3 separate regions of the Homo sapiens genome follow, and all the other regions are linked to region 1. Evidence: chromatin contacts called from ENCODE Hi-C or POLR2A ChIA-PET data. All regions are on one chromosome and are shown on one strand. Each heading gives the region's core, a stretch centred on a gene start or an enhancer-like site at or near the end of the contact. The rest is flanking DNA. Distances are from core to core; before and after follow the strand shown.

The links. Hi-C counts contacts between places; a loop is a spot of excess contacts on that map. ChIA-PET counts read pairs that join two places held with the same protein, here RNA polymerase II (POLR2A). Pooled maps may share reads with other maps.
Region 2: a loop to region 1 is called in a pooled map, with 2.7 times the contacts of the local background. The contact joins the promoter of BIRC7 here to the promoter of HAR1B in region 1. A Hi-C loop is called at or near these places in 2 of 50 pooled maps. POLR2A ChIA-PET finds 5 or more read pairs at or near these places in 2 of 52 experiments (H1 and OCI-LY7).
Region 3: a loop to region 1 is called in a map of CD8-positive, alpha-beta T cell, with 21 times the contacts of the local background. The contact joins the promoter of TCFL5 here to the promoter of HAR1B in region 1. A Hi-C loop is called at or near these places in 3 of 168 maps with a recorded cell type or tissue (CD8-positive, alpha-beta T cell, ascending aorta and naive thymus-derived CD4-positive, alpha-beta T cell), 2 of 37 single-sample maps with no recorded cell type and 9 of 50 pooled maps. POLR2A ChIA-PET finds 5 or more read pairs at or near these places in 3 of 52 experiments (CD4-positive, alpha-beta T cell, CD8-positive, alpha-beta T cell and PC-3).

The regions. Positions count from the first base shown.
Region 1 is chr20:63,100,516-63,103,568 of GRCh38, reverse strand. It overlaps HAR1B (highly accelerated region 1B), which reads left to right and starts at 1,250. Exons shown (of 3, transcript NR_152601.1): 1 at 1,250-1,454. HAR1A (highly accelerated region 1A) reads right to left here and starts at 2,277. Exons shown (of 2, transcript NR_003244.2): 1 at 315-2,277; 2 at 1-14. RefSeq lists a silencer at 812-1,201.
Region 2 is chr20:63,234,651-63,237,605 of GRCh38, reverse strand. BIRC7 (baculoviral IAP repeat containing 7) reads right to left here and starts at 1,701. Exons shown (of 7, transcript NM_139317.3): 1 at 1,161-1,701. The coding sequence starts at 1,509. RefSeq lists enhancers at 1,817-1,936, 2,284-2,885.
Region 3 is chr20:62,860,075-62,863,105 of GRCh38, reverse strand. It overlaps TCFL5 (transcription factor like 5), which reads left to right and starts at 1,284. Exons shown (of 6, transcript NM_006602.4): 1 at 1,284-2,082; 2 at 2,798-2,981. The coding sequence starts at 1,436. LOC105372717 (a long non-coding RNA gene) reads right to left here and starts at 1,671. Exons shown (of 4, transcript XR_936989.4): 1 at 1,565-1,671. RefSeq lists silencers at 876-975, 1,026-1,215, 1,716-1,865 and an enhancer at 837-1,491.

The DNA of each region.
Region 1 (3,053 bases), core at 1-2,500:
TCAGAGCTGAGACTCTGGAGGGAACGGAGGGGCAGGGACATCCCAGCCTCATCCACAAAGGCCCCCTGCACGACGATCCTCCCTCCCGCTCTGCTCCTCTGCTCCCCGCTCCTTCCTCCTTCCTCCCCGCTCCCTCCTCCCCACTCCTCCTTCCTCCCCGCTCCCTCCTCCCCACTCCTTCCTCCCCGCTCCCTCCTCCCCGCTCCCTCCTCCCCACTCCTCCTTCCTCCCCGCTCCCTCCTCCCCACTCCTTCCTCCCCGCTCCCTCCTCCCCACTTCCTCCTCCCCAATGCTAGAAACAGGCCCCTCCGCACCTTGCCCTGGCTGCAGAACGCAGCTTAATTACATGGTCTGCGGGTTGGGGCCCTGAGCGAGGCTGGGGCTGGTTCTTGGCCAAGACGCCTCCCCAGCCGGCTCAGCCTCCATCAGAAGCGGCAGCTCTGATTGGCCACCGTGCACCGCGTGGAGCGCCGTTCCTCGCAGCGAGTTCATGAGGCATTTCACTGGGGGCCCGGGCACCCGCCTTGACATCAATTACGCCAAAATTAAGTGGCAGCGTCCACTGCGTGGGGCCCGAGCTGTGGGGCCTCTTCCGTCTCCCGGAGCCCAACCGCGGGCCCCTGCGCCCCGGCAGGCAGGATCTCACCGCAGGGGCGGCGGTGGGGAGGGGAGGTCAGGCCCGCTTCCCCGGAGCGGCCCGCAGCTCCCGGCCCAGGTTCCCAGGCTGCAGCGTGAGGGGCGCGCAGCGGGGCCGGGTGGGCTGGGGCCGGCGCGGAAAGCCCTCGCCCTGAAAGCCCAGGCCGGCCCCAGCCCACGGCGCTCGCGCCCACCGTGCCGCGCGGGCCACCGCCCACCCGGGGGCTGGTTAGAAACGCGGACTCTGCCCCTTCGCGCCGCCTCCGGGGCTCACGGGCGCCCGAGTCGGAAGCCCCGCCCTGGGGAGGCCGGTCTCCTCGCGAGGGCCTGGGCCGCTCTGGGCGCTCGGCCCGCGTGTCGGGGGCTCCCCGGGGCGCCCTGGGCTCCTGCTGCTGTTTCTTCCTGGCCGGCCTTGAGGTGCGGAGCCCCCGGGCTCTGCTGAGGGCCTCCCGGCCCCGTGGCCTCGGTGACCTCGGTTCAGGCGTCCGTGACCGTCTCGCCTGGTGGCTCCGCGCCGCTGACCTCGGCACGCCGCGGGCCTTCCTCCTCTTGCGGACCGGAGGGAGAGCCGGGCGCAGAGACCGAGGCACAGTCGCGCGGCGCGGCGTTCCGCGTGACCCTGCGGTTAAAACCCGCGCGCTGCAGCATCGCGGAAAACGGGATTCGCCTCATTTGAAACTTGAGGAAAATCTCTAAACACTTTCATTTTGATAGAAACCATTTCCGCCGCTGACGTGCGTCTACGCCCATCATTTCAGCTGACACGTTGCTGTAACGTCTCCTCCGTTTCATGCTCTTTCGAACCCTGTCAGCTGCGGGTAAGACTGTAGAAAAGAGAGGGGAGAACAGGGCCCAGCCGGTGGCGCCGGCGTCTTAGCAGCCGATTGCGCAGCTCCCGGGCGCGGCGGAGAGTCCGGGCTCGTGGGGAGCGCCGGCTCCAGAGCCCGCGGAGCAGCAGCCCAGACTCCCAAGACGGAGGGCACCGGGCGGGCGCACACACTAACCCACGCAGGGGACACTCAGGCTCTAACTCACGTGCACACACGCTCACATGTACACACGCACACACGCACCCGGACGTACACACACAGCTGTCGCCTACCACACACATTCATACTCCATTCACACTGCAGGATGTGCAAATGTGTGTGACAGAGAGAGGAGGGAGAGAGAGGGGGAGAGAGAGGGAGAGAGAGGGAGAGAGAGGGAGGGGGAGAGAGGGAGAGGGAGAGGGGGAGAGGGAGGGAGAGGGAGGGGGGAGAGAGGGAGAGGGAGAGAGAGAGGGAGAGGGAGAGAGAGGGAGAGAGAGGGAGAGAGAGGGAGAGAGGGAGAGAGAGAGGGAGAGAGAGAGAGGGAGAGAGAGAGAGAGAGAGAGAATGTGCCTCTCAGGAATGGTCAAATATCCTCCTGACACACCTGGTTGGCCCAATGCAGGGACAGAGAGGGGGATGACCTGATGGCTTTGCCTTCCACCCACCCAGCGCCTGCCCATCAGTACAGCAGGGCTGCCCTGCCCGCCTGCGACCCACCTTTCCCGACAGCCTGTGTGCTTTCTCCCCGAGTCTCCAGGACAGCCCACTAGTGGCATGGCGGTTCCCTGGGTGGGAGGAGCGGAACCCTTCAGGCCCCCTCAACACTCCCCCAAAACCTCCCTGGGGGCCCCCACTGGCTTCAGCGCCCTGCAAAAGGCTGACTAGGATCCATGTGCACACTCCGTGTGCCACTGCTGCCAGGGCCCCCAGCCCCAGGCTGCCTCCCTCCCTCTCTGTCAGGAGCTGGGTTGGCCTGGGAGGGTTGTGGTGCCGCTGACTGCTCCCGGGCAGGGGCCATCTCATCTCTGTTCTCACCGTGCAGGCAGCAGCAGGAAGGGAGGCAAAAGGAGGGAGTGGGGAGAAGGAGGGGGCGCTGACCACATGAAGAGACGCTTCTTCCCTGGTGCTCCATCTCCCTCCCCGTCCCCCAGTGGACACCCTGGACCAAGCTGAGCCCACAAGGGTGCCCACCCTGCATGCTTGTCCCCATCAGCTCCGTGTGGCCCCCTCAGGCAGTTTCCACAGTGAGCTCAGGTGCAGCAGGGGTCCCGAGCACAGAAATGACCAGGAGACCCTGGCCCTGCCCCTGGGGCCCTAGAAACAGCTCCTGCTCTTGAATTCCCCACCCCTGTGTGCTCAATTTCTCTGGGCCTCTGGGTGCTTTTGAGGTTCCTGGCATTTACCAAGGAGAAAGATGCAGGAGGGGAGGCTGCAGGGCTGTGGGGATGGTGAAGTCCAACCCAGCCACCCCCAGCAGGATGGTGTGTGGGGCCGGACACCTACCAAGATCTCTTCCCAGCTTTTCTGTGGGAAGGAGCCGGCCAGGGCCAGAACCCTGGCTGAGACATGAAGCTAAAAGTGCCTGAGGACTTGGTCCCAGGTCTC
Region 2 (2,955 bases), core at 452-2,951, 130 kb before region 1:
GTACATCTATAGCCCTGGGGCTTCAGGAGCCAGAAGGGCCCCTCCCCAGGTCTCTGCTTCCCCAAGATGGATTCCCAGTGAGAAGAAGAAGGGAGGCTGCCCTAGAAGGCCAGTCTGGGGCCAGGCTTGCTTTTAGGAACTCATGCCTCCCTTTGGGGGTGGGGGACCCGTCATCTCTCTACCTCCTGGCGACCCCGTCCCCTCATCGGCATCCATGCGATACGTCACCTGCCACTGACATCACAGGTTTGGGCTGCATCGGGCACTGGACCTCTACCAGCCCCAAAGACCCCGGCTCTGCACCTGCCATGCCTCTTGCCTGGCCTTTGCCTCCTGAGCCTTGGACTTCCAGGGAGGTGGGTGAGCTGGGCCTGCCCCTTCACGCCACGGCTTCTGACTGTCCCAGCCACTGTCCCCCCGACCAGCTGTCTTAAGTTGGTCCAGCCTTACCAGGATGGTGCCCCGCCAGAGCCCACTGCTGACAATGACCATGGCTGTGCCAGTATTTGTAAAGCCCTCGGTGGGCCCTGCTGCCCTGTCCTTCAGCCAGGAAGTGGCAGAGCTGGGACCTGAACTCAGGTCTGACCACATGGTCTGCAGCTGTAGGGCAGAGGAGCAGGCCCGGGCCAAGACTAGGATAGGTACTCCGGGGACTTGATTCAGTTGGGGAAGACCAGACAGTAGCTGCAGGTTGGGGCCTGGAGAAATTCCCCACAGGCTGAGCATCCAGGACCTTCTGGCTGACCACTGCCTGCCTTGGTCACCCTGATCCTGTTCTTTAAACATCTCCTCTCCCTGTGCAGAACAGCAGCGGGGAAGGTGAGGGCCCCAGGCAATGTCAGCCCCACCCACTTCTATCACAAAGGGGTACTTGTGCACCAAGCTGGCGGCCTCCACAGCTGAGACCCTCAGACTGTGGCCAGAGGCAGCCCCTCCTCACATCCCACGGTCTGAAACACTCAGCCAGCAGAGACTCCGGGGGAGGGTGTCAGGCACGAGCCCATGGGCACTGGAGGGGCTTGCAGGACCACTGCTCCGTCATCAGGCCAGACCCTTCCTGTTGGGGGATGGATGCTACGGAGGAGGCAGAGCCCTGGGCTGGAAGGGTCCAGAATCGTGCCCAGGCCCACGGCAGGAAGGCCCCCCCGCCCGGGACTGACCTGTGTGGAAGAAGCCGGCAGCAGCCAGCAGCTCGGGTGGCACCTCAGCAGTCAGCGGCCAGTCATAGAAGGAGGCCAGACGCAACTCCTCAGAGCCCATGCCGGGGAAGGCAGGCCCCCTGGACAAGGTGGCCCCGGCGCCCTCCTCCTCTTCCTCCTCTGTCAGGGGCCGCAGCTGGCCCAGGATCTGCCCATCCACGTGGTCCCAGGCTCTGCAGGTGTCCAGGCCTAGGACAGGGCTGCCCAGAGAGCGGGGTCCACAGCGCTCCTGCGTGGGACCATCACCGGCTGCCCAGTGGCTCGGCTGTGGTCCACGGTGCAGGCACTTGGCACTGTCTTTAGGTCCCATGGAGGGAACACTGGCTCTGACCAGGTTTGCAGCAGAAATGGGGGCTGATGGCCAATCTCAGAATATGCCCAGCTGGCCCTTCTGGAGCTCCTGACCCCCGGGGCCCACCCTGGGGACAGCAGGGATAGGCACAGGCCTGCCACCAGACACCCTGGGAGGGGAGTATCCCAGGGCCCACAGCTTTCTGGAAGTGGCCAGGGTGGCCTCTGGGGTCACATGCTCTGTGCAGCGGGGGCGTGTCACGGGGCCCCTGGCAGGGTTGCGGATGCCGCTGACTGCACGTGGGCAGGCCACGTCTCTCTGAACAAGACGGGAAGGAACTGAGCATGGAGACCCCTCCCCAGGCTGGTGTCTGCCCCAGGGCTGTGGGGGAGGGGTTGGGGAGCTGGAGATGATGGCTCCAAGGTCAGGCGCCCAGGGCAGCCTCCGGAAGCAGAGAAGGCTCAAGGAAGGACATGTGAGCTGTGCTGCCTGTGCAGGCAGGGGCCGTGACCTCCCACCTTGCGGGGGTGACTCTAGCCTCACAGGGGCCTAGGGCTGCGTCACGCAGAGCAGGGAGGCAGGTCACCCGGCTGTTCTCTGAAACATCCCTCTGCCCCAAGGGGCCTCTGCAGGTCTGGGAGCAGCTCTTGTCCTCAGGCCAGGAAGATCAGAGCAAAAAGAAGGGCCCGAGCTGCCCTCACCTCCCGCTCCCCCTTCCCCCATCTCCCTCCACCTCCCTCCATACCAGCCTCCCCAGGTAGCCAAGGGAGAGGCTCTGATGCCCCCAAAAGAGGAGTACTCAGTGTTGGCACTGGAATCGGAGTTCCTGAGGTCTGCTGTGACCCTGGCTGCCGGTCCAAGCTCCACACTGTGCCACACTGCCAAACCCCACAGTGAGGGAACAGGGAGGAGGACTTAACCCCAGAGAAGCCAGGGGCAGAACAGGAACCCCAGGGACACCTGGGCGGGACAAAAAGGACAGCTGGATGGGGCCCAGACTTCGACACCCCCCAACCCCCGACTGAGCCCTCAACCCCAGCAAACCCAGCTCATCCACCCGGCTGGCCCTAAAAGCCCCCTGTCATCCTTCAGCCACTCTCCCCTGCTGTTCCGTCCTGGATGGGAGCGTGCAGGCTCACAGAGTTTGGAAGAATAAAGAGGAGTCGCACGCTGCAGGGCCGCTGGTTGCCACGGGGAGCGCAGGTGGGCAGGAGAGGGTTAGCTGCAGTGAAAACCGTCCCTGAGCTCACCTGGAAGCCTGGCCCGTTCTCTTCCCACTGCTGAGCCGCATAGACCCAGCTGCTGCCCACCACACTTTCACACCTGCCCCCCGACCCCCACTCACGGCGGGGGCTGGGGCTGCACCCGCCCTCCCAGGAGGCCTCTGGTGACTGTTCTGGTCATACTCAGGCCAGTGTTGCCAGGCCCCAGCGAGACCCCCAACCCTTTCCTATGCAAGGCCCA
Region 3 (3,031 bases), core at 35-2,534, 240 kb after region 1:
CCTTGAGAGTTTTAAGTCCTTGCTTTCCTCCTTGGTAGTGTTTTCTGAAACCTGATGTTTTGCCCAAAACTGATATATTATTTTCATGTATACATGTGTGAGTTTAGATTTGCATGGCTGAGCTTTCATAGCCCATCGTTGAATCATTGTAATATATTGGTCTGTGTCTAAACTGTGATGAAATGAGCGAAAGATTCAGACCCGGCTTAGAAGACGATGTGCAAGTCACAGGCCTTTAAGTGTCCTAATGCCTAGACAGAGAACAGACAACCACTGAGTGAGATGGGAATGTGGGTGAGAGGTTAAGTACAGGAATTATTTCAAGATTGCAAAAATAAGTCTCTTAAAGACCACATATTGCATAGTTCCCTTAACAGGGAAGGCCCAGCCTAGGCAAACTCCTGGACACAGAAGATTAGTGGCTGCAGGCGGGGGAGGGGCAGTGTGCTGACTGCTACAGGAGACCGGTGGTGAATGCAGCGGTGGAGGCGGGCCCAGCGCTGGGAATGTACCACCACCGTCGCGCTGTGCATTTTTTTTTTTTTTTTGAGATGAAGTCTGGCTCTGTTGCCCAGGCTGGAGTGCAGTGGCAAGATCTCGACTCACTGCAACCTCCGCCTCCCGGGTTCAAGCGATTCTCCTGCCTCAGCCTCCCGAGTAGCTGGGATTACAGGCACGCACTACCACGTCCAGCTAATTTTTGTATTTTTAGTAGAGACGGGGTTTCACCATGTTGGCCAGGCTGGTCTCGATCTCCTGACCTCCTGATCCACCTGCCTCGGCCTCCCAAAGTACTGGGATTACAGGCATGAGCCACAGAACCCGGCCATGCGCTGCGCATTTTACGCGGATGAAGCGGATGGCCTGGGCACTGTGGACTGTGGGTCCAGGGAGCTGTTTTGACAACGTCTTCATTCCTGCCGCTGTAATGGGGCGCACGTGCACGCACGGACGTGGCTTCTCCCCAGGGTGTCACCGCGTAGGTATCACGCTGATTCCAGCGCAGCCGCCCTCGCCGGGCCTCAGCGGGGAGTGGCCGGGCAGCAGGGGCGTGGCTGGGAACCGGGCGTGGCCTGAGCTGGGGGCGTGGCCTAGCTGTGGGGGCGTGGCTGGGCCGTGGGGGCGGGCCCTCCGCGCAAGCATCCGCCGACGTGGGGCGGGGCCGGGCGTGCGGGCGGTTGGGCGGGGGCGGGGCCGGCGGCGGCGGGTAACGGAGGGGGCGGGGCTGGCGCAGGGGTGGGGTTGCCGTTGCGGGGCGGGGCGGCGCAGGCGCTGTGCGCGGCACTCAGCGGTTTTCCCTCCCCCAACGGCGCGCCGGCTGTGGCCGGCGCAGAGTAGTGCTCGGGCCGGGGGTCGCCTCCCGCCTCCCGCCTCCCGCCTCCCGCCGCCCGCCGCCCGCGTCGCCCTCGCCGCCGTTGGGCCGCGCCGCGCCGCCATGTCGGGCCCCGGACCGCGGGAGCCGCCGCCGGAGGCAGGCGCGGCAGGCGGCGAGGCGGCCGTCGAGGGCGCGGGCGGCGGGGACGCGGCGCTGGGCGAGCCGGGGCTGAGCTTCACGACCACCGACCTGAGCCTGGTGGAGATGACGGAGGTGGAGTACACGCAGCTGCAGCACATCCTCTGCTCGCACATGGAGGCGGCGGCTGACGGCGAGCTCGAGACGCGCCTCAACTCGGCGCTGCTGGCGGCGGCGGGCCCGGGCGCAGGCGCGGGCGGCTTCGCGGCGGGCGGTCAGGGGGGCGCGGCGCCCGTGTACCCCGTGCTGTGCCCGTCCGCGCTGGCGGCCGACGCGCCCTGCCTGGGCCACATCGACTTCCAGGAGCTGCGCATGATGCTGCTAAGCGAGGCGGGCGCGGCGGAGAAGACGTCGGGCGGCGGGGACGGAGCGAGGGCCCGGGCCGACGGCGCCGCCAAGGAGGGCGCGGGCGCGGCTGCGGCTGCGGCTGGACCCGACGGCGCGCCCGAGGCCCGGGCCAAGCCGGCCGTGCGCGTCCGCCTGGAGGACCGCTTCAACAGCATCCCCGCCGAGCCGCCGCCCGCGCCGCGCGGCCCCGAGCCCCCCGAGCCGGGCGGGGCGCTCAACAAGTGCGTGCCCGGCGGCCGGGGGCTGGCGGGGCCCGGGTGGAGGCCGAGGCCGGGGCCGGGGCCGGGGCGGAGGCAAAGGGGGCCCTCGCTGTGCACGCCCCCAGCCTGCCCTCCCGGCGGCACAGGGCGCGGACCTCACCGGGTCTGGGGCCGCCCCGAAAGGCTGTGTGCGCTGTGCGGGCCCCGGGGAGCAGGTACTTCCAGAAACTAAACACCCCCTCCCTCAGTGGCCCCGCCTGGAGTGGGGCCGAGCGCGCAGAATTCCTGGGAACCATGTGCTCCGGGTGGCACTCTTGGATGTCAGGGAAGCCTAGGAAGGCCCGACGGGGGTTTGCAGGCTTTGAGCTCTAAAATGAGGCTCCAGCCTGCAGCCGCCCCCTTGGCGACCCTCAGGGATGGCTGTGGAAGGGGCTGCGTCCGCAGTTTTCTGCTCATCCCAGCCTGTAGTTGCCCATCGTGGTCACACTGGAGGATGGCAAAAGTGAGATTGGTGTCAGGATGTGATGAGAGCAGGGAGGTGGCGCAGTTTTGCTTTTCCTCCATAGGAAGAGGAGGACTTCCACAGCAGCGATAGTTGCTAATTGTTGTGTAGAGATTTCCAGGATGAGAGTTGGGTTGCTGTCTGGAAAAACTAGCCAGAGCCATGGGAGTGGGATGGTGGATGCTTGTCTGCCACGTATTGCTGACACTTCTGGGCTTTCTTTTGTCTTGGCAGTTTGGTAACTCTCATTCGACATCCATCTGAACTAATGAATGTTCCTCTTCAGCAACAAAACAAATGTACAGCATTAGTGAAAAATAAAACTGCGGCTACAACTACTGCTTTGCAATTTACATACCCACTGTTTACTACAAATGCTTGCTCTACTAGTGGAAATTCTAATCTTTCACAGACACAGGTAGGGAACATGATTTGTGAAGCTTTGCTCTTTTGTATTAAATGGGTAAA